Regions from separate parts of the Homo sapiens genome. Here region 1 is linked to region 2. Evidence: chromatin loops called from intact Hi-C (ENCODE). Cell type or tissue: A673. All regions are shown on one strand. Links, peaks and the distances in the headings refer to the core of each region. The heading gives the core; the rest is flanking DNA.

Region 1 (15,547 bases), core at 7,548-15,547, 500 kb after region 2:
AGGGCAAAATTTGTTACATAATAAAAATAATTACTTAAAAGAACTAATTCACAAAGTTTATTACCAAGACATAGAAGTGTAAAAAGACTCTATTATGATAAAATTAAGATACTGGGCGTATAGTCAAAAGTAACATATATAATGTATAATTTTATACTCTATTATGATAAAATTAAGATTACAGTCCTCTAAAGACACTCACATTCCTAGATTTCTACTGTGACAGGATAGACTGTCTCTAAGATGGTTAATGATTGTTATATTTTGTGATACTCTAAAGGTTCAAAGTTATGTTGCTGCTTTATACAACATACATTTTTCCCCTGCGGTGTTTGAATAAGAATTTATTCCTTCAGAAGGGAATTCCTTGTGTAGTATATATGGTGTTCACCTGCCTGTATTTATCCATTTTTCAGGGAATGGATAGCTTTTCTTCCTAACCCTGCTACTTCTGTAATGACTACATAATATCCATATTGTATGTATATGTGGGTTTTGGTGTGTGACTGTATAGCCTCTCTTCACACTTTACTCAGTGAAGAATTTCTTTCTATTCTTAATCAGCCTTTATTACTACCAGCCAAAATATTATTGTCACACATTACAGTAGGCTTAACCATGATTCTCTTGAACCACTATGTACAGTGCAGTAGCCACTATCCTGGAGTGACTGTTAGACACTTACAATATGGCTGGTCCAGATCGAGATGTGCTGTAAGTGTAAAATACAAACTGGATTTTGAAGGCTTAGTATGAAAGCCTTCAACATATTTCAGATATGCTGAGTTACATGAAATACATCGTTAAATTAATTTCAGGAGTTTCTTTTTACTTATTGTGGTTTTTAGAAAATTTTCAATTACATATGTGGCTCACATTGTACTTATACTGGACAGCATTGCCCTAGAATAGTGTAAGTGAGTCATTATCTAGGCATCAAATCTCTATCTTTGTGTAATAGATAGTTCTAGTACAGACTTTATCCCCCAATATTCCTTGGTCAAAGCCACATGTAGTTGCCAGCTTACCATGTGGCATGGCTGTGCCTGTGTGTGACTTGGGAATAGACTTCTCAGAATCTTCTAAGTATAGAATCAATAAGTGTCATCATAATAGCATTCTAGTATCACTCAGAAAAAAGGTTTAGACTATCAGCGTGAATGAAACCATTGTCCTTGTGGTAGTGTTGTACTTAGCACTTTAAAAATAATTTAAACATTTTAAAGATTATATTATTTTATGGATCTTTAGCTATGAACTTTGTAAATGAACGTTACGTACAAAATAAATGTTAATGAGGAAAACCTGTTTTGCTACAGTAAACACTAAGTTACGGTTTTACTGCTTTAACTGATAGCACTAGATATTATGCATGAATATTAGAATAAGAAAGATACTTTACTGATTCTTCTGTTTTATTAATTTGAAATATGGTTAACATGTAATCCACATTACAGCTATGACATGCTGTACTTGTTTTATTGGAAATTTTAAGATGTATATAAAAGACAGTAAACTTCCACTTAAACTGAGATGGATCAAAACAGGGGTTATGTTTTAATCTCATGTAATTTAGCATAAGTGCTATATATAGCATAATTTAAGACATTATTCAGTATTTTATATAAAGCATTCTTTTTTAAAAACCTAGATTGGAGTTTGAATATAAAAAATTCTCAAAATTACATGTTTTAAATTTCAAATGATCAGCAATAAGATTATGGTTACATCAGGTATAAATATGGTAGCTAAGCAATAAAACATTTGTTTGATCATTACAGAAATTTTCTCATGCAAAACCCCAATTTTTTTCTTAATTTTTAGGAAACCAGAATCCGGGCAATGGATAAGGATGCCAAGAAAAGAATCCATAATTTCTCTGTCATCAATCCTGTTCCTGGACAAGCTATAACTCAGATTTTTGCAGTTGACAATAGAGAAGATCTTCAGAAGTGGATGGAAGCCTTCTGGCAGCATTTCTTTGATCTTAGTAAATAGATATTTGGATTTTTTTAGTTGTGTATTTATGTAGCCTAAAAGGATGTGCACAGCAATCTTAAAATTGTAATCTTAGAGTTTGTAGCAAAAATTTTTTATGTTCTTGAAAGAATGGTAGTATATCATCAATGCACTGATGCTTCTTTCTGTCAATCTCTTTCCAGTGCCTGACTATTGTATAGTATACGTTTGGATTCTAGCATCTCTACCTCCTACTTTTTGAAGCTCCCTCTGGTCACTAAAACAACCAGACCATATTCTCTCAAAATGTTAGGATTTAACTGTTGAAGGCAATGTGTTTGATCCAAGGGATAAGAAGCCATTTGAGGAACAAAAAACTTTTCCAGGATAATGATGATCCTAAAATATTGAAACATTCAGGAGTCTCACTTTGTAGCCTTCCCTTAACTCCAGATTCGTTATCATCTTCTTGGACATCATCCAGACAGGTTTCTTTTTAAACCACACACATAGGATTTTCTCATCTCAATAATACAGTCCAATGACATGGACATAAAAACAATGTATGGTAATGTAATAGGGCTCTAGTGTATAAAATATATGAGGTTCTAATATTTCTCGAGGAATTTTATCAACAGGAAAATACTGAAATCGTAACAGTTCTTTGTGTTTACTGACAATAAGTCAAACAGCATATTATCATTATATTGAAAATGTAGAATGTTGATAATGTCTGTTTCTGATCAAACAAAGCCTACTGATAGATACTACCAGTATTTTGTCTACTGAATCCTATTCCATAGAAAGTTGAGACATTTCCAAAAAAGGAAAATTATTTCTGCAACTCATGGAAATAATCCTAGGGACAGACATTTTAGGAATTCTGTTTTCTGGAGCACTATGAGGAAGAGTTAATACTTGCAGCCCTCAAGTTAGAAGTTGGGTAAGAGGCAAGAAAGGGATCTAAATTTATGGATTATTTCCCGTATAACAGATTATTTCATTTATTTCTCATAACACTCCTGCGAGGTAGAAATTATTTCCCTTTGCTCTGAAGATGAGAAAACTTAGGCCTGAAGAGGTTTCTGTTTCACAGCATCGAACTAGAGGGTTCCCTCCATGGCCTTCTTGTATTGTTTAGGACTTGTTTTCCTTAAGTATCATCCCTAGACACTCAATAAATGTTCAAATATTCATTTCATGCTTATCAGCGTGTACCACATTTATTTAGTTAAAATTTTCAGGCCAGGCACGGTGGCTCACGCCTGTAATCCCAGCACTCTGGGAGGCCGAGGCAGGCGGATCACCTGAAGTCAGGAGTTTGAGACCAGCCTGACCAACATGGTAAAACCCCGTATCTACTAAAAATACAAAAATTAGCCAGGCGTGATGGCACGTGCCTGTAGTCCCAGCTACTTGGGAGGCTGAGGCAGGAGAATTGCTTGAAGCCAGGAGGTGGAGGTTGCAGTGAGCCAAGATCTCACCTGTATACTCCAACCTGGGCGATAGAGCAAGACTCTTGTCTTTAAAAAAAAAAAAAAAAAATTCAGCAGATCTCAGGTGTATAACTTAAAAGACAAGAACTTCCTTGCTTTTGCTAATCATAGCTAAAACTTTAACCATTTTACTAAATGTTCTGTCTTAGAGAATCCGTCTTATAAATGACTATCTTATTTTTAGAAATGATTTTGGTATTTTTATTTGTTTTATTTTTATTTTTATTTTTTGAGATGGAGTTTCGCTCTTCTTGCCCAGGCTGGAGTGCAATGGCGCAATCTTGGCTCACCGCAACCTCTGCCTCCCGGGTTCAAGTGATTCTCCTGCCTCAGTCTCCCTAGTAGCTGGGATTACAGGCATGTGCCACCACGCCCAACTAATATTGTATTTTTAGTAGAGACGGGATTTCTCCATGTTGGTCAGGCTGGTCTCAAACTCCAGACCTCAGGTGATCCGCCCACCTCAGCCCCCCAAAGTGCTGGGATTACAGGTGTGAGCCACCGCACCCAGCTATTGTATAATTGTTATGTGCATAAAAACAGGAGGAGAGGTAAATGAAGGTGATAATACCAGAATCTTGTAGTCTAGATATCAACTACTATTAGATGATCATCTCATGCTTTCATTCTCTAGATTATGTGAAATAATTTATCATGCTGAAATGGAGATTTGAAAGAATAAGAACCTCATGACATTTTTGTACTGTCAACATAATAAGGAAGTGATGACAACTTGGTTCTCGGGTCTGGTTACATTTTTGGTATTTAATGCTTTTTTGCATAAAAACTGCCAACCTATGTAATTTTTAAAGTACAAATTCTATTACATTTATACTTCAAAATTCAGAATTCATTGTGTATGGATATATGAAGCAAAGATGGAGGTATTTATACCATACTAAAAATTTGACTTGTACTTTAAAATTTTAACTTTCCTAGTGACAGGTGCAACCTCTTGTGATCCTGGTTGAAGTATGGTATGTAGAACAAAGTACAGGATAGGTATTCAGGGCAGAATAAAGTAAGAGAAATTTAATATTGAGAGCAAATTTCAATTATTTGACTCTATTTAAGAATAGAAAACCAGGAAGGTGAGATAATTAGAACTCAGGAGGAAACACTTACGGAAGTAGATCTGTTTAGCCCAGGGAAGAATAGCCTCGGGTGGATGTTGGTGGGCAAGGGGGATGTAATAGCTATTTTTAACATTTGTGAGTTAACAGTCATGTAAAAGAGGAGTGACCCATGTTCTGGATGGTCAATAGGAGTGGAGCAGAGAATGGTAGGTCAAAGATAGAGAAAATTAAGGTAGATTTGGAACATTAAATTTTTAAAAAATATTTAACAATATAAATATTGAGTTACATTAGGAGCTTAGCATAAAAAATTATTTTGACTGGGAACACTATAACAGTAAATGGTATTTTAGGAAACATCTTCAATATATAAATTGTTATGTGAACAAAACATACCCATTTAATATTTCATATTGCGCCCTTGTTTTCATGTTAGCATATTGGCTATCATGTATAGCTATGCATAGAGATTTATTTGCTGGCAAAATAAATGTTTCAGTCGTAAAGTCTTGACCCATGAACACGTTTATACCTCTGACTTTAGTAACACGTGAAATAATGTGGCATTATATTCCAGTTTTCATTGTAACTCATATTCTGCTACTAGTTTAACAATGAAATGCTTTCATTTATCGATATAGAGGAAATACTGTACTTTATAATAGTTTTTCTAAGAATGTGACAGAAAAGTGTGCCAGTTTGAAGTGTTTCATTATTTTTCCATTAGATATGGGTTTTTTTCCTGCCCCTAAGAAGAAAAAAACTGGCTCTTATATATTTATCTATAAAAGGAAGTGTGGGGAGGAATAAGTTATCAGATCTCAGATCCTACTAGATGTACATTCTAGAGATCAACCTTTGAAGCCTTGTACTCAAGAATTTATTCCCTTTATCAGTTGCTGTGTGGCTTATTTTGAAATTTTTATCATATTCTGTGCTTAGCATCATAATAAAACATACTGAAAGGCTTTTTTTATGTTTCTTAACTAATGGTGGTGGATTTTTAATTTATGCATATATTATCATATTACTATGAGAGTATATTCAACTACAAACAACAAAAATGAGTAATTTTACTAAACATGAAGTGTCCTTAGTTTTTAAGTCACAGAAAATAATCAAGTTGGGTATGAAATACGGATATACAACATAAGTGTATTACATTTACTTTTCTATTGGTATAAGATAGGCTATAAGAAGGTGAACCTCAGTAACTAACTCTTATAAAATTAATATACAGATACGTAGGAACTAGCATAGTTGCTATCCAGCATGCAGGTGCACAATAAGTATGAAAAGATTAAATTTTTAGACATCACTCAGGAGAAATCTAAAAAATTTAAGATTAAAATAGTGTGAAACATAATTAAAATAAAAATTAATGTCCACACTCAAATTTTAACTTAATAGTTGAAAGATTTTATTCAAGACTATTTTTTTCTTATTCCAAATGCCTTTATTTAATGTGTCCTTCCTAAAACAAATTAGACTCAGAATTTTATTGGGTGATATGACTTTATAATAATAGGTTTTTATATACCTTTTAAAACCTAAAAGAAAATACAGTGTTTTTCTAGAGTTAAATGATTTTGAAAAGCATGATAATCATCTTAAAGGGACAGTTGTTAAATAAATAATTTTTATTTCTTAATCAAAATTTTCATAGTTAAAACCATTTTTGAAAACCTCACTCCTTTATGTTTTTTTCTATTTCCTTCTAGGTAACTATATTTCAGTTGATTGTTTAACCTTTCAACATCTTGAATACTTAATGTTTACTATTCAAAAGAAGAAAACCCTTCCCAAACTTTTGCAATAAATAGAAATTTTAAAGTAGTTATTAACCATTTAGTGAAATAGGATAGTATTTAATAGCCTAGAGATTTTAGCCTAATGTCTTTGCATAGAAGTACTTCTTTTTCTTTTTTCTTTTTTTTTTTTTTTTTTTTTTTTGAGACGGAGTCTCTCTCTGTTGCCCAGTCTGGAGTGCAGTGGTGCAATCTCGGCTCATTGTAACCTCTGCCTCCCAAGTTCAAGTGATCCTCCTGCCTCAGCCTCCCAAGTAGCGGGGACTACAGCCACCTGCCACCATACCCAGCTAATTTTTGTATTTTTAGTAGAGAAGGGGTTTCCCCATGTTGGCCAGGCTGGTCAAGACTCCTGACCTCAGGTGATCTGCCCACCTAGGCCTTCCAACTTGCTGGGATTACAGGCATGAGCCACCGTGCCCGGCCAAACTTTATTTTTTAAATAGATTACTTTTATGTTCAGAACTGGACTTTGAAATTATGGATAGTATTAGGTTTTTCTGCAAGCCTCCCTTAACGCAGTGCTTTATGTATAAATTCACTGATTTTTATTCAAAGCAAAAATGTATTGCTATCTATTAAAAATGAAATATATATCTTCACATTTATGTTTTAAACTAGTCTACCTTTTTTCTGTCTGTCTTAGGCCAATGGAAGCACTGTTGTGAAGAACTTATGAAAATTGAGATTATGTCACCACGGAAACCACCTTTGTTCTTGACAAAAGAGGCAACCTCAGTCTACCATGATATGAGTAAGTGGGGTTTGTCTTTTCTAAGCTGCAGGATAACAAAAACAACATTGTCCATACTGAAGCAGCTTATTCTATTGACATTAAAATGCTAAAATTTTCAGGGCACAATCAAAATAAATGAAAAAAGACTGATTATAGACTAAGGAACTCATGTTTAATAGATGAATTAATACAAAATAATGAATACACGTTTTTTCATAGTCTGAATGCTTAAGATCAGACAAAAAATTTAAGGCTTAAAATGAGTAAAGGTGCACTGAAAATAAATATTAGCTGAGTAGCTGATGAAAATTCTGAAAATAAACATTTGCACATTCTAAAATGTAATCATGTTCAGTAATTTTTTTTCTGTATTTTATTAAATTTGTTTCCAAGTAGTGTTGATAGATGCATACTAATGAATGGAAGCTTTCATCTCTAGCCAGAAAAAAGAAATTGGTTAAGTTTAATACTTTGGAAAATTTTAAATTTCTAGACCCACTAATATTCAATTTCCCACACCTTGAAGGGTGTTTATTTTTGTGCTGTTGCCTCAGTAAATAATGTTGTGAACAAGTGCAAGTCAGTCTAAATTCTGTTTAATTTGCCACTAATGTACCTGTACTTACATTCACTTTAAAATGTCAGGTTAAAAATGATACATTTGGGTTCACACATTTTAAAATACCAGTAATTTATTTAATAGAGATTTATCTCTGTTCTTTTATTTTTGCCAAGGAAAGTTTCACCCACCACCCTTATTACCAAAGTGGTATGAGGGCTTTACTCTGTTTTCCTGGGTTTTTGGTTTTAAGCATTTTCCCTTTTAACAGAGACTTTGCTGGTCTACAGGAAAGAATACTCATCCAAATGCAGTCATCCTAATATATATCTAGCTTTTGTAAAAAAGGAAATCTCTTACCTAGCAGTCAGAATAAGGTTTTAAATCCAGGAAATGTTATCTCATAAATACTTAATCTATAGAATTTTTTAGAAAACTCATATAACTCCACTTCTTTGAAAGATGGATTTTGCTAATTTATATAGGAATATATTTATACATGTGTATGTATTATGTAAATTATATGTATGTTATATATGTTTTATATACTATGTATTATGTGTATGTTTACATATATAATGTATGATTAGTGCAGCGCATGATCTTTTTAGTTCTGATGGTGTGGTTATTTTTACAAGTGAACGTTTTCCTTATCATAGTCTTTGATGACCATTGTATATAGCATACTAGTTTGGAAAAGAACTTATTTAGATAAAGTACATACTGCTTTTGAATTTTTTCATGTTTTTTTTTCTTAAAATTATTATAGGCATTGATTCACCTATGAAACTTGAAAGTTTAACGGATATAATACAAAAAAAAATTGAAGAGACAAATGGGCAGTTCCTTATTGGTCAGCATGAAGAATCCTTACCACCTCCTTGGGCCACACTCTTTGATGGTAACCATCAAATGGTCATCCAGAAAAAGGTACTGTATCCTGCAAGTGAGCCATTACATGATGAAAAAGGGAAAAAGAGACAAGCTCCCCTTCCTCCTTCTGATAAACTTCCATTCAGCTTAAAATCACAGAGTAACACAGATCAATTGGTTAAGGACAACTGGGGAAAAACAAGTGTATCTCAGACATCGTCTTTGGATACCAAACTATCAACTCTAATGCATCACTTACAGAAACCAATGGCTGCTCCTCGAAAACTTCTGCCTGCCAGGAGAAATAGATTAAGTGATGGTGAGCACACAGACACTAAAACCAATTTTGAAGCCAAGCCAGTGCCAGCTCCAAGGCAGAAATCCATCAAAGACATTCTGGACCCTAGATCATGGCTGCAGGCACAAGTATAGAAAACTCTTAATGATAAAACATTTAACAAAATCTATAACTGTGAAGCTTAATTCAGAGGCATTATAGAATAATGTGTAATTATATAGGTAAATATAGTGATTTATACCAATAATTAATAAGCTATTAGGTATAGAAAAACATTTTATAATGAAGAAGTGGATTTCTCTTTTACTCCTGATTTGCAGAATGTAAGTGATTTCTCCAGCAGTGTGCAAGAGGCAGTTTCTAGACAATATCCTAATTGTTGGAAGGGTTAATTTATTCCTGAATTAGTACCAGGCAGTGAATAAGCCCTAGGCAGAATAAAGCATTAAAATTTCTTTTGGGGAGAGACTGTCTAGTAATTTAAAATGTGTTAAATATGAACCATATTCTCATTGTGAGAATTTTAATACTAATGGAATGTTTCAAAGGTTTTATTCAAACCACAAATTATAGAATCCACCCAAGAAAATTTTCTTAGCATTCTGGAATTCTCATCTAATGGTTCACTGGCTCTCATCTATTGTTTAACTCACTAGTTTATAGGCCTGACCTTTTAAATTCCTGGGATAAATTTTAGAATATTAAATTCTTCATCTTTAAAGGGAATTTGTAATGTGCTATTCAAACTTGTTTCCTTGATGAGCCCTGAAATACTGTTGACATTAACTTTCATAAATGAAGCATAACACTTACTAGTTTAGAGAAATGGTAGATGAAATGCTCTTTACATTCAATTTTCTGTGTGTGGTGCTAATTTCCATTGTGACTTTGGAATTTAGGGAAGTGAGTAGCTGATCAACACCTTAAAATTCATTTAATACTTATTTAAAAAGAAGATGAGAGATTCAAAAATATCAGAAAAGTTGGCCATGGTAAATAATTTTCAGAATTCTTTTTTAAAATTTTAATTAGATTTCCTTTTCCTAGTAAGAGTTGATGTCTGCTAGTGGTATTTTTCATTAAATGTCATATTCTTACAACAGTGACATTGGAATCATTTCCATAGGAGGTAATTTCCATAGCAACTAATCATAGTGACCCAAACAGGATTATAAAGTCAAGTGAGGAATAAATAGCAGAAAAATACCTTAAAGGAACAAAAAATCCATTTTTTATAATAATGCTTTTTGTAAACAAGAGCAGAACAGTTTTAAAAATCTAATTAGAATTTCCAAATAAAACAGTTTCCATAAGGTGTCAGCAACAGCACTAAAAATCTCAAATCACACTGAACCCTAAATGTCATTGCAAGAAATAAAAATTTAAGAATTAAATTGCTGCCCTGTGTATAATCTCTTGAGATCTTTTTAAAGCTAGCAAGAACTCTATTTGGATCAGAACTACATTATTACAAAACAAAATGAACACTTGACCAAAAAACCACATTAATTTAAATGGAGCCTTTCATTATTTTCAGATAGCGGGGTCTTTTCCATTTATAGAGAATGATGTAACTGCCAGGACACTTTTGTGTTTGCCCAGGACTCCTAGTAAGAATTGAATCTTGAGGGAGTAATGATAACAAAAGGTTTCTTGTGACTGGTAACATCAGGACAGACAGAGTTTTTGGTGAGAAGAAAGTACTATATGCCTGCTTGATAGCATGTAGAGATCATCACATGTATGGAAACCTTAAAAAGTAAACTTATTTTTTCTAACTAGAAGGCTCTCATAAGTTTCTGTTATGATTGCCATTTCAATAAATGACATTAAAAATCTAAAGGATATTATTGTTTGAATTTTTGGGTTATTTTTTAAAACTTCATTGCTGTTTTTGACAGCATTTGTGACTGTCATTGCCACTAAATTATTGAGCTAGAAGATGCTGCAGGGAAAATTGTTTTGAAGCTGGCATCTAAGCATTCTTTTTTTTTTCCTAGTTGATGCCTTCCTTTATTACAAATCAGTATTAAAACTTCCAGATTATATTCTTGTCATTTTTCCTCATGCAGATAACAGCAGGAAGGACTTAAGGTGTATAAGAAAAAGAAAGTATTCATACAGAAATTACCTAGCAGTTGTGCCCTCAGAGTAGAACTTTGAAACAGGACTGAAGCCCTTTTTACCTAGAACCATTTAAAAGCCTGAGCAAGGACCACCACCCCCTCCCCACCAAATTATTCGGTCTCTTTCTGGGGGGCCCAGCTTACTGTATGTTACAAGTCTTTGAAATGGGTCTGGTGTCTTCAGCTCCTGAAATGCTAATTTACCCCTTACCTAAGGAGTGTAGTTATAATACAGAGTTGGTTTCCTTCCTTCCTTCCTTCCTTCCTTCCTTCCTTCCTTCCTTCCTTCCTTCCTTCCTTCCTTCCTTCATTCCCTCTGTCCGTCTCTCCTTCCCTCCTTCCCTCCTTCCTTCCTTTTTGTCTTTGTTTCTTTCTCTGGCCCCCTGTCCTCTCTCTCTGTCTCATCCCCTTTTCCCACTTTCCTTCTGTCTCTCCTTCCTCCCTTCCTTTACAGTTTAAAAAAAAAATCTAAAAATAGTTAAGCACTGTGTCAAAGAGTGTTTCAAAAGAATTGTTTGTTTTCTCATTTCTTAAACCAGAAGTTTATGACAAATAAATATGCCATGTAATATGAAAGCTGCTTCAGCTTTTTATGAGCTTTCACATTCCTTGTTTGTCCTTTTAATTTGTTTCTTGATATATGAAGACTATAAACTTGAAACAAAGAGTTAGCTGTCAGCTCTTGATAATATAATTGGGGAAACAGAATAGATATTTTATGATATGATAATTCTGATGATCTAAAGATAATGTCTTAGACAATTACCTTTACATTTCAAGCTCTGGGATATAAATTACGTAGTCAGCATTAAGATAGTATTATTTTTAATTGCTACTAAGTGGTAACTTTTGTATTTTAATATCTTGCAAGGGCAAAGAAGGCATTTTTAAAATTCTAAATGCACACCTCCTAAGGTAAATAGTCTTTCAAAAATATCAGGCGTGCCAACTCTTGCTGAGTTTTGTTAAATCCTCCTTAACTGTCTGCAGTGCCCCCTGACTTCTTTTAAATGGATGTGAATATATGTGGAAAACTAAATCCATTTATTATAAATGCCTTATCTTTACCCTTTGGGATCTTACTAAATGCATTTTACCTGCTACTATTTATTAAAAATGGAAGCTGTCTTGAATTAGAGATACCTCACGTAAGGTAGGTTAAGCAGTCAAGTATTTCTTTAGGCTTATGTTCAGCACCTCAGCCCCCTACTGAGAAGTTAATTAATTCAGTCCAAAATGAAATTATAGGGCAGTTTGGTGCAATTTATGTTAAATGCCATTTGAATGTAATCACCTGTGTTACCACGAATGAGGCACAACTATACTACATGGACAGAGTACTGCATTGCACCATGAGCAAGAACTGCTCTGCAAGAAAAATATCTGTCCCTGTGGTCTGAATTTATCAAAACTCATTTTCTTGTTAAAGAGTGAATTATTGAATAGTAATTAAACTTTAACTGATGACCATTTATATTCTAGTAGCCATCTTCACTGTTAGTCTTAAATTATAATGTAAAGTTGACATTTTCCCCTTACATTTCAAAGGCATCACTATTTTTAAATGTTTACATATGTTTACATGTTTGTGTGCAACTGCTTCATTGCTATTAATAGTTAAATGAAATCTGCATATTCTGGATCATAGATGTTCTTAGTTAACTCTGGGAAAGATGTTACCTTTGGGTTTTTAAAAGACAAGTCATCATTTGAAAATATATTAGGGTGTGTTGATTTTCTGACATGCTTGTGTAATTGGCTTTGTTTATAATTTTTATTTTTTAATATGGGTCAGACTTTTGGATTAAAAAGTATTATATCATGGACATACATTTTTTAAAGTACCAAAGGTATTTGGTAAGCGAGCCCAAGTCATGTAATTGAAACTTCTGTACATTAAAAGAACTGATTCATGAAGACGTTTTCTAACTTTTTCTCTTTAAGTGCTCCTCTAGACTAGACTGATTGAAGTAGACAGTGTGGTGGAATCAGTTTAATCAGAAAAAGACATACCAAGTAGCTGGTGCTAATTATTATAAGACTAACATTCTGATAAGCCATGGTATAATTAACATTATTAAAATGTTTACATATAATCCTTCTTAAAGTATACTCTTTTAAAAATCCATTGACATAACCTTACTTTTAGTTTAGTGATCCAGAATTTCCCCAGAGCTTAAGCCACTGCAGTAAATTAGGTACGTAGGATATTCAGTCGCTACTAGCCACAAGGAGTCTCCTTATTTTAATGTACCTCCCTCAGTACTTTATTCCTGCAGAGCGCCTCAGAGTGGGGGAGAGAAATGAGCAATCCTGGCTCAGTTGGATTATTTCAGCATTTTATTTCTAAATCTGTAGTGTGATCAGAAATATTTAAAATTAAAAAAATACTTTACAGAGAGAGGCCTACTAATCAATGTGCTTAGAGAAACAAACTACCTTTACATTCAATTAACAACAAAAAAAGTTACAGAAATTTTAACAAACATTTTTCTTTATCTGAGTATGGGAGAAAATACTAATGCTGACACGTTTAATAATTAGAAAAGATCATTCCAGATCTTATGGAAAATTGTGTTTTAAATTCCAGCAGTTTGCTCTTGAGACATGGTAATCTCTTAATGTAACTACTAAAGGAGAGGTAGATTGAAAAGATCTTGTATATACATAATTATGTCAGATGGTTCAAGATATCAAAATAAATTGTTTTGTTGAAAATGAATACTTTTTGGTGTCTTGCTTAAAAATATTTTTATATTTTGTTTATCTACTCAAAATTATGAATGGATGCATTTTTGTAGAACTTAATCTTAATAAACATTTAACTGAATTAGTTGTAGCAATTTTATAATTTTATATTAACAGGGAGAATAGTAGTAAGAGGAATTATTCACTTACCTCAAATATTAAAATGTGTGTTTTATGTATATAAAATATAATACTATAGATATAACATACATACATACATACTCATACACATAGTGTGTTAGATTCTTCAGGTATTTTCAGTTAGTTTTAAAAAATTCTTTTAAAATATGCTTCCAATGGAGCAGAATAAAAATTTCAAATCCCCTTCCATAGTTTACAGAAACCATTACAACCCAGCTCCAACCTGCCATGCCCTACTAGGTACTTCACTCTCAGTTCCTGTGCTTGTAGGACTAGCTGTTGGCTAGGGGTCACTCTTAGCTCCTAGAAACTGTGCTCCGGCCCTTGCTAGTAGCCCCTTCGGTCTTCAAAGTCAGCAACAGTGCATCAAGCCTCCCTCATGCTTCAAATCTCTGACTATTTCAGCTGCTCCCAATTGAAGAAAGTGCTTTGCTTTTAAAGGGCTCATATGATTAAATGAGGAATGCCCACCACGATAATTTCCCTTTTGAGTAATTCCAGGTCAGCTGATTCGGAAATCACTTTTGCATGCAATGTAATGATGGGTGTGATATCTCATCGTCTTCATGGGTAAAGAGCCATTGAATTAGAGCCACTGGAGTGCTATTTTAGCAGGCTACCCACCACATCTTATCAGATTTTTCAAGGGCAGAAAGCATGTTTTATTGACATTTAACCCTGTCATAGTATACTGTAATGAGAGTGAGTACAGCTTATTGGGTAATATGTGTAAGATACTATACTGTGTTAAATATTTTATATAAATTAATCATTACCATATTCTCTCAGTAGCCCCCCTTAACACACACAAGAGTGGAAGACTTGCTCTGGGTCATATACTGCATGGTAGTTGACTACGGACTCTGGAGTTAGACTTGGGTTAAATTCTAGCTCTGTCATGACTTAGCTATATGATTTGGGGCTTTTTTTTTTTAACCTCATTTGGGTTTTTTATTTTAATGTTTAAGATAAAAAAAAACCTTATAATATAGTTGTGTTTATTAAATAAGGTAATGCATGTAACACATAGTCTAGGACCTAATACTTAAGTTCCTGCCTTGTTTCTATAGGTTGACATATAGTATGTAACACGTGTATGAAGAGGGAAGAGGATACAGCTGATAGAGACCCAACACACACACAGTAACTTAGTCACTTATAACCCCTCTCCTATTTTCATTTCTTGCTTGATGTGAACATGTTAGGCTCACAGTGCATAAAAGTTTAGGAAATACCTAAAAGTGTATCCAAATACTTATTGTTCATTGTCTCTTGAACTCTATATTTGGCACTATTGGGGCTTATAAATTAAAAGACAGCCTATTCTTAAGCTCACGTGAATTCCGGTGAGTAGAACCAATCATTAGAGACTATGGAGATGAAGCATGGTTTGACCTGCCTCCCATATATCTAACATAAATCTGTCTGGATACAAGCAATCCCTACCTGCCACTGGGAAACTTAGGTTATAAAGATTAAAAAATACATAAAACACTGTGGGCAGTATGAAAGAGTAATCAGTATTACACAATTTAGCATCTCATTTTAAGTGCTGTGAAAGATCTGTGACGGATTGAGTTAAGGCTGGGCACGGTGGCTCATGCCTATAATCCCAGTACTTTGGGAAGCCAAGGCAGGCAGATTGCTGGAGCCCAGGAGTTCAAGAGCAGCTTGGGCAATGTAGTGAAACCTTGTCTCTACAAAAAATAATAATAATTAAAACATAG
Region 2 (14,403 bases), core at 6,404-14,403:
CTCCACACCCTCTCCAGCATCTGTTGTTTCCTGACTTTTTAATGATCGCCATTCTAACTGGCGTGAGATGGTATCTCAATGTGGTTTTGATTTGCATTTCTCTAATAACCAGCGATGATGAGCATTTTTTCATGTCTGTTGGCTGCATAGATGTCTTCTTCTGGGAAGTGTCTGTTCATATACTTTGCTCACTTTTTGATGGGGTTGTTTGCTTTTTTCTTGTAAATTTGTTTGAGCTCTTCGTAGATTCTGGATATTAGCCCTTTGTCAGATGGGTAGATTGCACAAATTTTCTCCCATTCTGTAGGTTGCCTGTTCACTCTGACGGTAGTTTCTTTTGCCATGCAGAAGCTCTTTAGTTTAATTAGATCCCATTTGTCAATTTTGGCTTTTGTTGCCATTGCTTTTGGTGTTTTAGACATGAAGTCCTTGCCCATGCCTATGTCCTGAATGGTATTGCCTAGGTTTTCTTCTAGGGATTTTATGGTTTTAGGTCTAACATTTAAGTCTTTAATCCACCTTGAATTAATTTTTGTATAAGGTATAAGGAAGGGATCCAGTTTCAGCTTTCTACATATGGCTAGCCAGTTTTCCCAGCATCACTTATTAAATAGGGAATCCTTTTCCCATTTCTTGTTTTTGTCTTGTCAAAGATCAGATGGTCGTAGACGTGTGGTGTTATTTCTGAGGACTCTGTTCTGTTCCATTGGTCTATATGCCTGTTTTGGTACCAGGACCATGCTGTTTTGGTTACTATAGCCTTTTAGTATAGTTTGAAGTCAGGTGGCGTGATGCTTCCAGCTTTGATATTTTTGCTTAAGATTGTTTTGGCAATGTGGGCTCTTTTTTGGTTCCATATGAACTTAAAGTAGTTTCTTCCAATTCTTTGAAGAAAGTCATTGGTAGCTTGATGGGGATGGCACTGAATCTATAAATTACTTTGGGCAGTATGGCCATTTTCATGATATTAATTCTTCCTATCCATGAGCATGGAATATTCTTCCATTTGTTTGTGTCCTCTTTTATTTCGTTGAGCAGTGGTTTGTAGTTCTCCTTGAAGAGGTCCTTCACATCCCTTGTAAGTTGGATTCCTAGGTATTTTATTCTCTTTGTAGTAATTGTGAATGGGAGTTCACTCATGATTTGGCTCTCTGTTTGTCTGTTAATGGTGTATAGGAATGCTTGTGATTTTTGCACATTGATTTTGTATCCTGAGACTTTGCTGAAGTTGCTTATCAGCTTAAGGATATTTTGGGCTGAGACGACGGGGTTTTCTAAATATACAGTCATGTCATCTGCAAACAGGGACAATTTGACTTCCTCATTTCCTAATTGAATACTCTTTATTTCTTTCTCTTGCCTGATTGCCCTTGCCAGAATTTCCAACACTATGTTGAATAGGAGTGGTGAGAGACGGCATCCCTCTCTTGTGCTGGTTTTCAAAGGGAATGCTTCCAGTTTTTGCCCGTTCAGTATGATATTGGCTATGGGTTTGTCATAAATAGCTCTTATTATTTTAAGATACTTTCTATACATACCTAGTTCATTGAGAGGTTTTAGCATGAATGGCTGTTGAATTTTGTTGAAGGCCTTTTCTGCATCTATTCAGATAATAATGTGGTTTTTGTCATTGGTTCTGTTTATGTGATGGATTATGTTTATTGATTTGTGTATGTTGAAACAGTCTTGCATTCCAGGGATGAAGCCGACTTGATTGTGGTGGATAAGCTTTTTGATATGCTGCTGGATTCAGTTTGCCAGTATTTTATTGAGGATTTTCGCATTGATGTTCATCAGGGTTATTGGTCTAAAATTCTCTTTTTTGTTGTTGTGTCTCTGCCGGTCTTTGGTATCAGGATGATGTTGGCCTCATAAAATGAGTTAGGGAGGATTCCCTCTTTTTCTCTTGATTGCAATAGTTTCAGAAGGAATGGTACCAGCTCCTTTTTGTACCTCTGGTAGAATTCAGCTGTGAATCCATCTTGTCCTGGATGTTTTTTGGTTGGTAGGCTACTAATTATTGCCTCAATTTCAGAGCCTGTTATTGGTCTATTCAGAGGTTCAACTTCTTCCTGGTTTAGTCTTGGGAGGGTGTACGTGTCCAGGAATTTATCCATTTCTTCTAGATTTTCTAGTTTATTTGCATAGAGTTGCTTATAGTATTCTCTGATGGTAGTTTGTATTTCTGTGGGATCGGTGGTGATATCCCCTTTATCATTTTTTTATTGCATCTATTTGATTCTTCTCTTTTTTCTTCTTTATTAGTCTTGTTAGCAGTCTATCAATTTTGTTGATCTTTTCAAGAAACACCTTATCTTTCTTATAACAGTATTGTGACCACAGTGAAGCTGTGCTTCTGCTTTAGTAGCTCCTATCAACAGTTAATATTTATAGAAGGTCTTTTGAACATACCCTAAAATAAAGCCCCGTGTACCCATCATCCAGCCGCAGTGAACATCAACCCATGGGTGGTCTTGCTCTATTCATACCTCTGTCTACTTTCCCTAAATCCTAGATATCACATCAATTATTTTTTATGTGCCAGGCATTATTTGAGTGATTTACATATATTAGCTCATTTAATCCTCAATACACCCTTATTAGGGGGCTCCATTATTATCCTCATTTTACAGTTAAGAAAATAGGGGCACAAAAAGATTAAGTAACGTGCCCAAAGCCACACAGCTAGGAAGTGGTGGAGTTGGCACTAGAACCCAGGCAGTCTATCTCTGGAGCAAATGATCAGAACAACTGGACTGTACTGCTCCGTGAGCAAGAATTTAAGAACTTGAGCCTTCTTCTGTTCCTTGCACCAGATCGTCTGCTCCCCAGGAAAGGGCTAGAACTAATAGTATCTGAGCTCTGGGTTAGTGCCCAGTGTTAGAAGCCCACTTACAATGTGTTCCTGGGGGCAAATGAGGCAAATTTTCCATTCCACTATTTTCCCAGAACTGTCCATAGTAAGCTGTGGGTCCTAGGATGATCAAGCTTCCTGACTTCTTGCATCTTGAGGGTTGTTTGGCAGGTTAGGTTGATAGTAGCATTTATGGCATGATGTGTGAAACAGACAGCTTACTGAAACAGTATGGTTTGATCCCATTTTCGTGAAGAAAAATAGTTGACAACAGTATTTTTACCCAGGCATAAACAACACACACACACAGATACACACAGAATGCTTCACACAGACACACACATAGATACACATCAGGCATACATACAGACAAGTGTGGTATTTTCCTTCTGTGTAATTTTATATGCATTTACAAACATATAAAATTAGTAAGTACTCTTTGTTTCATTTTTCCCTCTATTGGTTTAAAGCTATATACTCCATTTCCATTCTTCTATTGGTTAAGTTTTTCACCCCACATTTTAATTTTTATGATACATATGGGGACATATATTTTTTATAATAGAAACAAGTGTTAATTAATCTATACCCTTCTCTAGACCAAGACAAGAACCTTTACTTCTCTTTGCTTTTCCTACACTTTCAATGTTCATATAATCCAGAATGCTACTTCTAAATTACTATGACCTTTTAAATAAATAAATTGCTAGTTCTTTAAAATAAATACTTATTTAAAATTAATTTACTGTATTATTTGTTTATAAGTGTTTCTTACATCCCACTCCTTTCTTTTGTGTTCATTGTCCTTTGGATGAAATATATTTTGTAGTATTTCTTTAGAAAATCATCTGTGGGTGCTAAACTTTCTGAGGCTTGAATATATGAGGATATTTTCATTTATTTTCTTTCTTAAAAAGCCATTTGGTGGGGAAATATAGGCACACTGCTCCATTGTATCTAGCACTGCTACTGAGAAATCAGATGTTAGTCTGAATTTGTTCTTCTATCAGTAATATGTCTTTTCATAGGTAACTTTTAGTATTTTCTCTGTGTTCTTGAGGTTCTGAAACTTCACTCTGTCTGTAGGTTGAGTTTAAAAGAATATCCTTTTGGATACTTGGACACTTAGGGGTTGTGGTGGTGGCACTCACTCAATCTGAGAGTTCTTGTCTTTCTTTGGTTCTGGAAGGTTCTTGGCAATAATTTCCTCAAATATTGCTTTGCTTTCATTCTCTCTATTGTCTTCTTAGAACAGTAAACTACCAATTAACACCCTTTAATTCTATGTGTTCTTGTTACCATTTATTTTACTTCTACTTATGCTAGGTAGAAGTAAAATATGTCATCATTATTTTTTCCTTTAAATGGTTAAAGTATTCTAAAGGAAATTATACCTATATGTACACATATAAAAAAGATTTAAATTGTCTGATTTACTGACATATTTTCCCTCTTTGGAGTTTTTCATTCCTTCCTGCAGAACCAGGCTTTCATCTGATATAATTACTCTTCAGCCTGCAAAACTTCTCTTAGTACTTCATGTACTGCAACTCTGCTAGAGAAAAATCTTTCAGCTTTTGTCTGTCTAAAAATGTCTTTAATTCACTGTCAGATTGTAGGATATATTAACCAGCTATAAAATTCTGAGTTGATAGGATTTTTCCTTTCAGAACTCAAAGATGTCATACCATTGTCTTCTGGTCACCATTTCCAGTGAAAAGTCAGTTGTCACTCTTATCATTTTTTCCCTATATGAAATATGTCCTCCCTCCCACTCCTCCCAGCCCCTATCTTCTTTCAGGAGTTTCTGTTTTCCTTTTGTTTTATTTATTTGCTTTTAGCAGCTTGACTATCATATGCCTAAGTGTGGATTTCTTTGTCTTTAGATTGGAGTTTGCTAATCTTGTGTCTGTGGGTTGATATCTTTCAACAGTTTTGGAAAAGTTTTAGCCATTCTCTCTCCAAATAGTCCTTCTGCCTCATTCTCTTATCTAGTTCTGGCATCTCAATTTTATATGTGCTGTTTGTTATATGTGTTGTGAATATTTCTCTCCAGATTATATCATTTGTCTTTCAATCATATTTGTGGTGTATTTTTCCATTTTGTGCACAAATTTGAATGTTTTATATAGATGCCACTAAATAAGAATATTATCACTCTGCAGTGATTTTTTTTTTTTTTTTGGCAATTTAGGCTTTGTATGTCCAACATGTAAAATTGGGGAGCATACATATGCCATTGTCAATTTTAAAATAGTTTAATATAGTCAGTTGAAATATGAACATATAGCACACCTTGTTGTGATGATTTATTCAAGATAGATTTAGTTTTGAGCGTTTTTTGCATTGGAGATAACATGATTGAAAACAAGTATTCATTTATATATTGGAGTTCAGTGTATGCTTTTCTTTGAAAAAATTCTCTCTCTAAAAATGTTGAAAAAAACTGATCTAGAGAATATCTTAGGGGTTGAGTTTTCACTGGTGGTATATATATATGAAAGTCTGTTTTGATTGTTGTTTAGCTTTTTGTTTTGTTTTGTTTCATTGTAATTGAAGAACCACTCTTCTGCCCCTACCTCTCTGTCATAGGAGCCTAGTTTAGTATCCTCAATGGCTCACTAGAGACAGATCTGCTGTAAACCCTAGGCCATTTCTCTGGCCTAGTAAGATGGTATGAATACCTGTTGAAGGTTTTCTTTGCTGTCCTGGCACGGGGAGAACTCTACGTATGGTGGAGGGTGCCGGAGATTGACTCTGTTTTAAAATGACAAAACTTTTAAGCATCTAATTAATATATATCAGAAGACAGCTGTATCCTTGGATACAGCAGGAAATGTCCTGAATTTTAGTAATTATATTAATGAGTGTTTATGGAAAGCCCTTGCTAAATTGAAATAAAATGGTTCTTTTAGTAGTGTTGGACAGCTATGATACTTTCTGGACTACTTGGTTTGGAATCATAAATTTATCTGTGAAATAGCACTTGGCTCTGGGTTGATATAATTTTTTCTTTCCCCAAAGATCAGAGCCAGATTTACTGTGGCACTAATGAAGCTTAACCTCCAGGGTCATTTCCTTATATGGGCCCCCAGGATAGCTGGGAGTTTCTGGGAGTTGTAGAGTGTTCTGATTGGGAGGGGAGCCAGGTTGCAATCAGGAAGGACTTTTCTTTAAGCATTTCTGGTAACTTACCTAGAGAGAAAGAATTTAATCTCTAAGTCTCCAGGAAGTTTCTGTGATTTTTTTTTCACGTTTTAAATTGAAATTTACTTCTATGACTTATTTTATAATTAAAAGACTCTGTTCTTTTCACAAAGAGGGTCCTCTCAGTTGTTTAAACCTCAGGCCCCATATAAACTCTTACCTACCCCTGGATAAGATGGGGTTTTTTAATGTTATGGGTTTTTAAATTATAAAAATATAACAGGGCTTCAGTATCTCATATGTACAAATTGAAAAAAGCATCCTCTCTGAACAGAAGTAGTAACAGGGTACATGGCTTGGAGTGCCCCATGGGCTTGATGCCCTTCTGCAGTGTACAATATGCACTATTGCATATGGCAACCCTGGTGTCAACTTAGGGATGCAGAGAGGTTTATAGATAGAAATGAAGATTACTTATGATCCCACCCAAAAATAACCAGAGTTCACATTTTGATGGAGAATATCTTTACATATACATATATACACACAATTAGTATCATATTACATATGCAATTTTTATCACCTTTTTTGCGTAGTATTATATATTAAATATGTTTCCAGGTAGTGAAATACTCTTTGAAATACCATCTATAATTGGCTGCATAATAGTCCATCATAGGGTTATTTCTTAATTTATTTTATATTCTTCTAATATTGGTCATTAGGTTGGTACTTACTTTTTCTATCATAAATAATATTGCATAGGCTATCTATGCATACATTTTAGTTTTAGCTTCTGAATAGTTCCTTAGGACAGATTCCTGGAAGAGGAGTTATGGGTCAAACAGTGTGAACTTTAATTTAAAGCACAAAAGTCATGTTTGCAAAGCATTTCCCTGAAATATGATTCAAACACACAGACTACTAGTACCTCATTATACTCCATGACGTGGCTTTAATAAAGGCAATGGGTACTTATTCAGGTTGCCCCTTTTAGTTTCTGATAATCCTCTACAGTGTTGATTTGGTCATGTGACTCTAGACCACAAAAACAACTCACCCGAGACAATTTAATGTCTGACCTAAATTTTGCAAAATGATCTCATTTCTTTACCCTGGAGTGAAGCAGATACTCATGTCTGACAGAGTTATAAGTAACTCAAATCAAAGTATTGATCAGCAGTGGATATGTTAGTTTCCAGTGGGAGGATTAGGTTGGAGAAACCAATCCATTATTGCCTGTATCAGACATCTCACTGAAAAGCAATTGGGCTAATGATACCAACTTATAATTGACGATTTATTTTAGCTAGAAAGTCAAGAATAGCTCACTGTATTGTCATGGCATCTGTTAAGAGGATACTGTTGAAGATGGCAGATTCCAAATTTGATGCTCTTCTTTTTTCATGTACTTTCTTCAAAAAAGAGAACTATTTCTTTTTTTCTTAAATGGAAAGCAGAAATGGCTCCTTATCTTCTCTTGCTGACCTCTAAGAACACATATTTTGACATTTAATTAGAATTCTGTTCTGCCCACCTGAGCTTTGCTAGTGTCAGAGTTCTATCTCCTCAATTAAACTGTATGGAATTTATCAGAGTTTAATAATCAGTGTCCTTGCTTTCATAAAATGGAATCACATAACCTTAGGAAACCTAAACAGACCCTTGAAATCTTGTAGGCCAGAGTTGAAAACCTGTAGCCTCTAGACTGAGTTTGACCTATAGTCTGACCTATGTTTAGTTTGGTTTACAGTGTTTCTTTATCTTAGGGATAATAATAGATAATATCTATTGAGAGCTTACTATGTGCATTTTTCTGGGTCTTTTACATGTGCTGTGTCATTTAAACTTGGCAATAATCTTATGAAGTAATATTATTATTTTCTTTATTTTATAAGAAAACCACAGCATAGAGATTCGAAAGAACTTGCCTGATACTGAAGTTAGTAAGAGGTAGACCTGGGATTTGAACATAAGACATTCTAGCTCTAAAACCCACCTTCCTAACTGCTACAAGGAATGATTTGCCAACATTAAAGAAAAAAAAAGCCAAGAGATTTCACATAATTGTGGGATTCATGCCTTCTATTGAACAATTGTGAGACATAATAAGAACTCACTGGAGATGGAGAGTGTCTTCCCCTTTTGATAGGATACTTGCTCTTGAATTTGTCTTTATTTATCTGATCCACTTCTCTCATTTGTAAAACAGCTTTACCTTTGTTGGCATTTATGACTCCTGATCTAATTCATTGTTTCTCAGCTGGGGTGATTTCCCCCCCAGGGACATTTAGCAATGTTTAGAGACATATTTGATGGTCACAACTGGTGTGTGTGTGTGGCGGGGGAGGGGTGCTACTAGTATCTAGTGGATAGAGGCTGAGGATGCTGCTAGGCATCTAAAGAATTGTTTTCTCCAAAGTATGAGGCTAAGGTTGAGAAACCCTGATCTAATTAATCTTCTCCATTTCATAGATGAGAAAGCTGAGACCTGAAAGAACGTGGCTTACTCCAGGTCCCAAGAAGGCAGGGTCGGGGTGGGATGAGAGTTCACATTTCTCGATTCTTTTGGCTATTTCCTGGCTATGAGCTTCATAAAGCTTGAACAGAGATTTTTTATAAATGATAGATATCTAGTCTGTTTTGTTAAGATGAGAAAAAGAGAACTAAATATTACAGTAGTTTTGAAAAATCTTTATTGTCTAATCTAATGGATGAAAGATTTGCTAATTAAGAATCCTCTAATTAGCCTTAAGTGAAAAATTGTATGGCTTCAAAGCAGCTGCCAGAATCCAACTATAAATCACACCCTATTCAAAGAGTCTATAATACTGTATTTATGATATAACATGCACATCTTGGCTGGGAATATTATTGATTTTTCTTCCTAAAGTGTATGGTTTACAAGGAAGAGAAGAGACATTACTTTTAGTTTTGACTCAATGAATAAACAAAACCAGGAAATTCATAGCAGATCTCTACATCATGTCCTTAATTGTGGGTTTCTATGATTTTGTAGTCTGGCGAGATAAGGTGGTAGTTTTACCTCAAATCTCTGAACTTTGCTTTGTGTAGATTCCACCCGGACTGTTGCCATGGTTCAACTAACATGTTTTGAGGTTGAACATTTCCAAGACTTCTTGTAGACTGAAACGGGTTACACAGGCCTGTTGCCTTCATTATTGTCTCAACACTAATCTAGGGGCAGGGGAAGACAAAGAGCTGGGAGCTTTACACATGTATGATGAATGGAATAATAACTAAAGTTTCCTCTATGGTAGACACTGCTGAAAGTGCTTTGTGTGAATTATCTTATTTATCACATTTAACCAGCATTTCCTGCACCAGACTCTGTTGATACATGAGAACAATATCTTACATAATCAAAAGTCTAAGTCCTTTTACTAAGGAGTAAAAGTCCAGGGTTGGTTAATGTGGTGACTTATCAATACCTTCAAGAGTTCAGGTTCTTCCCATCATGTTGATCTGTTCTTCTCAGAGTGGCTGAATTGGTCTCAGGGGAGATAGACTGAGGTAGCAGTATGGCTGCTGCAGTTCTGGGCATCACATGACAACATCCAATGGAAGGAAAAAGATCATTGCTTTCTCAAAGTGTCTTTTTAAAAGAGTTCCATACAGAAACCTTTCCAGAGCCCCCAGTCCCTCACATAAATCCCTTCACAATTGTTTGGCTAGAATTATGTCATTTTTCCTTTCCTTAGCTACTAACTGGCAAAGTAAGTGGAGTAGCTATTATGGGCATCAGTGAAACATCAGATCGTGAGAAGGAGGGTCAGCTAAACAATATCAGCATTCTATTAACAGAAAGAAGAGGGGATGGCTGATAGGAAACCAACAGGGTCTTCCACAACCATGTTGAGTTAGGTTGAGCCTCTGTTGCTGCTGCCTCACCTCTGGGCATGATAGAAGCCCTTGCCTGAGCAAGTGGGTCAAATTCTATGCTGCAGGATTACTTAGTCAAATTTCTAGGGGCTCAGAACAATGCTAGTGCCTCCTTCTATCTAAGAAAGGGCAGAAAGAATAGGTTACCCCGCTGGCATGCTAAGAGCTGTAGCTCCTCATGCCCGATTGTTAATAGGTCATCCCCAGTGGCAGTGACCACTAGAGAGCAAGCAGTGACTCCGCAAGCTGATTCCAAGAAAGAACTGAATTCATACCTACCGTAAGCTAATCAGCTTCCCCTCTCGAACCCAAGGGAAGACCTGGGTCTTCCTCACCCTGATTTGGTGACAAGTTTGCTCCTTTGAGAAGTCCCATGAGGTTCATTTTCAGCTGCTTTCATCCAAATTAACATCAGTGAGGAACCCAATGTTGAAAACTGCATTCCTTCACTGCATGATGGGCCCTTTCTCCTGGGATTACTATAGACTTTCTCAAGCAAATCAGTGATTATATTGGCTATTTGTGGTCGGTGGAGTTCCTGAGTCTGAATCCTAACTCCACCAACTGCTAGTGAGGACCTGGTGAGTTACTTAATTTCTCTAAACCTCAGTCTCCCCAGCTGTAAAATGTAGATAATGATCACAATAACCCCTGTCTCTCAGCATGCTATTCCCTGTGCAGATTAAAAGAGAATATTGATGCAAAGTGTTTAGAACAGGGCCCGACATATAGAAGGTCTTTATGAGTAGTAACTATTAACATGATCACTTAGGACACATGCAAAAGTTCTAGGGTATTCTATATCTGACCAACTAACACATTTCGGTAGTCAGCATAAAGATCTAGAGTCAGACAAATAGGTTTCTTTCTTTCCTTCCTTCCCTTCCTTCCTTCCTTCCTTCCTTCCTTCCTTCCTTCCTTCCTTCCTTCCTTCTTTCCCTCCCTCCCTCCCTCCTTCTCTCTTTCTTTCTTTCTTTTCTTTCTTTCTTTCTTCCTTCCTTCCTTCCTTCCTTCCTTCCTTCCTTCCTTCTTTCTTTCTTTCTTTCTTTCTTTCTTTCTTTCTTTCTTTCTTTCTTTCTTTCTTTCTTTCTTTCTTTCTTTCTTGTTTTCTTTCTTCTTGCTTTGTCACCCAGGCTAGAGTGCAGTGGCACAATCTCTGCAACCTCTGCCCCCTGGATTCAAACAATTCTCCCACCTCAGCCTCCTGAGTAGCTGGGACTACAAGGGTACACTATCAGGCCTGGATAATTTTTTTTTGTTTTGTTTTTGTATTTTTAGTAGAGATGTTGGCCAGGCTGGTCTCAAACTCCTGACCTCAAGTGATCCGCCCACCTCAGCCTCCCAAAGTGCTGGGATTACAGGCATGAGCCACTGTGCCCAGCCTAGAGTCAGACAAATAGGTTTCTTCTAATTCTGGCTAGTCATGTGAGCCTTAATTTTGTCTCCTGAAACATGTCCTATAAATGTAAAACAATACTGTTGTGAGAATTCAGTAAAATTATGCACCCAATGCTTAATTTAATATAACTGCTATTAACAATATTCCAATTTTCAGTGACAAGATTGTGTATCTGCCAAGACTAAGTGTATCTTTTTCTCTGCCAAAACTAAGCGCATGTATGTTCCGGAGCTCTACGTTTGAGGTTTTTGTTTTGTTTTGTTTTGTTTTTTCCCTCTCCTTCCACTCTTGGTATCACAGGAGTGCTCTCCAGGCCTCCAGAGACTGTGGAAGTTTGTTTAAGCTTCTGATTTACAAACTGGCTGGCAGGTCCCTCCTCCCCCACCTTCAAAGCCCCGGGCCTAATAGGGATGCAAATGTCTCCCCTGGCAGCTCAGCATTGCTTCTGTCACTGAGGGAAGGCCCTTGGCCATCCATGGCAGGACGCTGAGAAAAAGGACCCCTCCCTGGGGCTCTCCATCTTTGTGGAGAGAAAATGATGATGATGTATGAGACAGCCGTGCCTTTGGAGTCTAAGGAGGACATGACAGACAGGATAATATGGGAGGAAAACCTTGTCTTCGTAATGGAGACTGATGGCCTCTGCCTGTCTTAAGCTACCATTGTCAGGGCTGGGCTGAGTGGGGCCTGCTCCTGAGGAACATCACTGGGTGGCAGGTTCGGTATGTCAGACATGCCACCGTCAGTGGTAGCCTTCAACCCAGGTGGGGGAGGCGGGCAACCAAATGAAGGCGTGTGTGGGGTTGTTGAGTGGATCCCAGACCGCCTTGGGATGACATGCATGTTTGTCAGGTGTGACAGTCCTAACTTGATTGGCTTTTCTTTACCTTTTTTTTTTTTTTTTTGGCCTCCTCCTTACACCTTTAACTTCTCCCTGCTCTCCTTCCCTCCCGAAACAACTAAGTGAAACTGAAACTCTAAAACTTAAATATTAAAAAAACGGGTCCCAAATTCTCACCAAACCCCTCCTGTTCCCACTTCAGGCCCCTACTTGGCCTCAGGAAAGAAAGCTTAAAGCGAAAGTAGGAATGTCATCTTTAGAAATCATCTTTTGGAGCAGTTTTATTAATTTTACTTCTCTGTGGTTACCACATGTTTGGGGAAGACAATTGATTTCACAGATCTGTGTGGGAGGCTGAAGATTTGGCTCTGAGGCAGCAGAGAAAACCTACAAGAACGGGCGCACTAATTGACATACAGCAAAAGTCTATTCTTTAAGGAAACTTTTCTCTTAGTGCTTGTTATGTTAAAATGTAATACTAAATTCTTAATTCAATTGTATTTTTTTAAAGAGAGTTTCAATTTTCTTCTTCCTCTACCCATGTACTCCTCCAATCACTCTTCCCAAGATTTCCACTTAGGACATTAAAAGGTAAACCAGACCAAGTGTGAAATCATAAAGTTGGCTTCAAAGACAATACCAATGGCTGGAGGAGTGTCCAGGCCCAGGGCTCCAACAGAAATGAGCCCTCGCTGCCTGGGAAGGAACCAGCACTTTTGTTTCTGCCCCTGTTTTGGAACCTCCAATTTAGGGATTCCTGGTCTGAGCAAGATCTCAGCAAGGTTGGGGGAGGTAGGTGATTAATGGTCAATGCATGAGCCTTCCTGGATTTGGCACAATCCCACCCTCAGCCACAGAGGTCACTGTTGTAGTACCTCACTGGTTCTTCTTAAGAGGGAGGGGACTCTATTGTTGGATGCTTTCAGATGTCAACCTAAATGACTACATCATCCAGATAGAAATCAGTTCTGATTCTAAATAAATAATAGGCCAAGCCAGAAAAAAAATCTCTATCACTAGATCTGTGGGTGGTGGTGGGTACGTAGCTGCTGTTTTCGAGCTTTAAATGTGGGTTCTTTGGCATTAGCTTTATTTGAAATAGGAGTGGTAGCTCTTCACGCCCTCTGAAAAGTTCATAGCCCACCTTACAGGAGATGGTAGCCTGCAGTGTTTGATGTTACTAATTATATTGCCCTTGTGGGAAGAGGACAGGGTGCTTTAGAAAACTCACAGAAGACAGGGTTCTTCCCCAAACAGGCTCCATGATGACTTGATAAGGAATTGATTAGCAGATGTGAAATAGACAGGTGCCTTATGTCCCTGCCCAAACATTCAAGGATTTCCTGCACCGGTCACTTTGGCATTGCTGAAGGCCAGCTGTGATCACCTCACTCCTCCCCTTTGTCTTTTCATCCACTCTGTCCTCTGTTCCTTTGTTCAGGGCAAGCAGGTCCAAACTGAGCCAGGTGTGGCTGGGAGGGAGGCTTCTCTCCACTATCATGGTTTTGCCCTAAAGTTTCTCCAAGCAGTGTGAAAATGCCAAAGTAGGTCATGCAACATGGCTGAGCTGCTCATACATGCAGACCCTGAATAACTGCTCTGTGAAGCGATGGGAAGGGAAGGAGGTGCCGGGGAAGGCTGGATGTGGGTGGGAGGCTGTTCCAAGTTCAGATGATGACAAGAAAACGGCTGTGGGGCCCCTCCTGAGGCTCCTGGGGTGAGGGATCGAATCTCGGCTCTGTTGTTTCTGACCCTCTCTGTGACCTTGGCTGAGATCAAAACTCGCTGCATCACAAAACTCTCCCCAGAAAAATGGGAGTTATATCATATAGCCTGCCAAGGAGGGGTATTATTACAAACACGAAAGCATTACATTAAAAAAAAAAAAAAGTGAGACCCAGGGGAAGGAAGGAAAATGGGGGCTGTGAGTGGAGAGGAAGTGACACGTTTCATGAAATCGGAACTTTTTAAGGTTGTTTTGGGCACAGTTTCAAGAGGAAGTGCCGTTTATTAAGACAAACAATCACTAATCTAATCTCTATCAGGAGACACATCTAAGCTCAAGCACACATTTTTTTAGGCTCTTCTGGATTTTGGATTTTCAATTGAATACTGTAATATGAGTGTAAATCTGATGGAAGAAAAACAATTTAAGGAAGAACTTGTATTGAATTCTTTCTTTCTGATTTCTGTTACATATACTGAAGTTGGAGAAAAATGATCAGCAATCAAGAACAATCTAATTATCTGGACCTCTGC

Evidence for each region. Hi-C counts contacts between places; a loop is a spot of excess contacts. Peaks named below come from ENCODE experiments on the same cell type or tissue, not always from the same donor. Only the 100,000 strongest peaks of a DNase experiment are listed, where the experiment ranks them.
Region 1: a loop joins it to region 2, with 8 times the contacts of the local background. A loop is called at or near these places in 1 of 110 quality-filtered maps.

What each region holds. Positions count from the first base shown.
Region 1 is chr10:62,191,300-62,206,846 of GRCh38, reverse strand. It overlaps RTKN2 (rhotekin 2), which reads left to right. Exons shown (of 12, transcript NM_145307.4): 10 at 1,825-1,990; 11 at 6,986-7,093; 12 at 8,404-13,761. The coding sequence ends at 8,939. Among named protein-coding and RNA genes, the nearest start is that of LINC02621, 60 kb to the left of the region's middle. In A673, for the core only: a CTCF peak has its summit at 13,178; DNase peaks (open chromatin) are centred at 10,406, 11,106, 11,216, 13,176 and 2 weaker places; H3K4me3 peaks cover 485 bases; H3K27ac peaks cover 5,638 bases.
Region 2 is chr10:62,689,612-62,704,014 of GRCh38, reverse strand. No RefSeq gene overlaps it. Among named protein-coding and RNA genes, the nearest start is that of ADO, 110 kb to the left of the region's middle. RefSeq lists an enhancer at 12,523-12,692. In A673, for the core only: no CTCF peak of the experiment used is centred there; DNase peaks (open chromatin) are centred at 10,524, 11,074, 11,624 and 14,094; H3K27ac peaks cover 5,595 bases.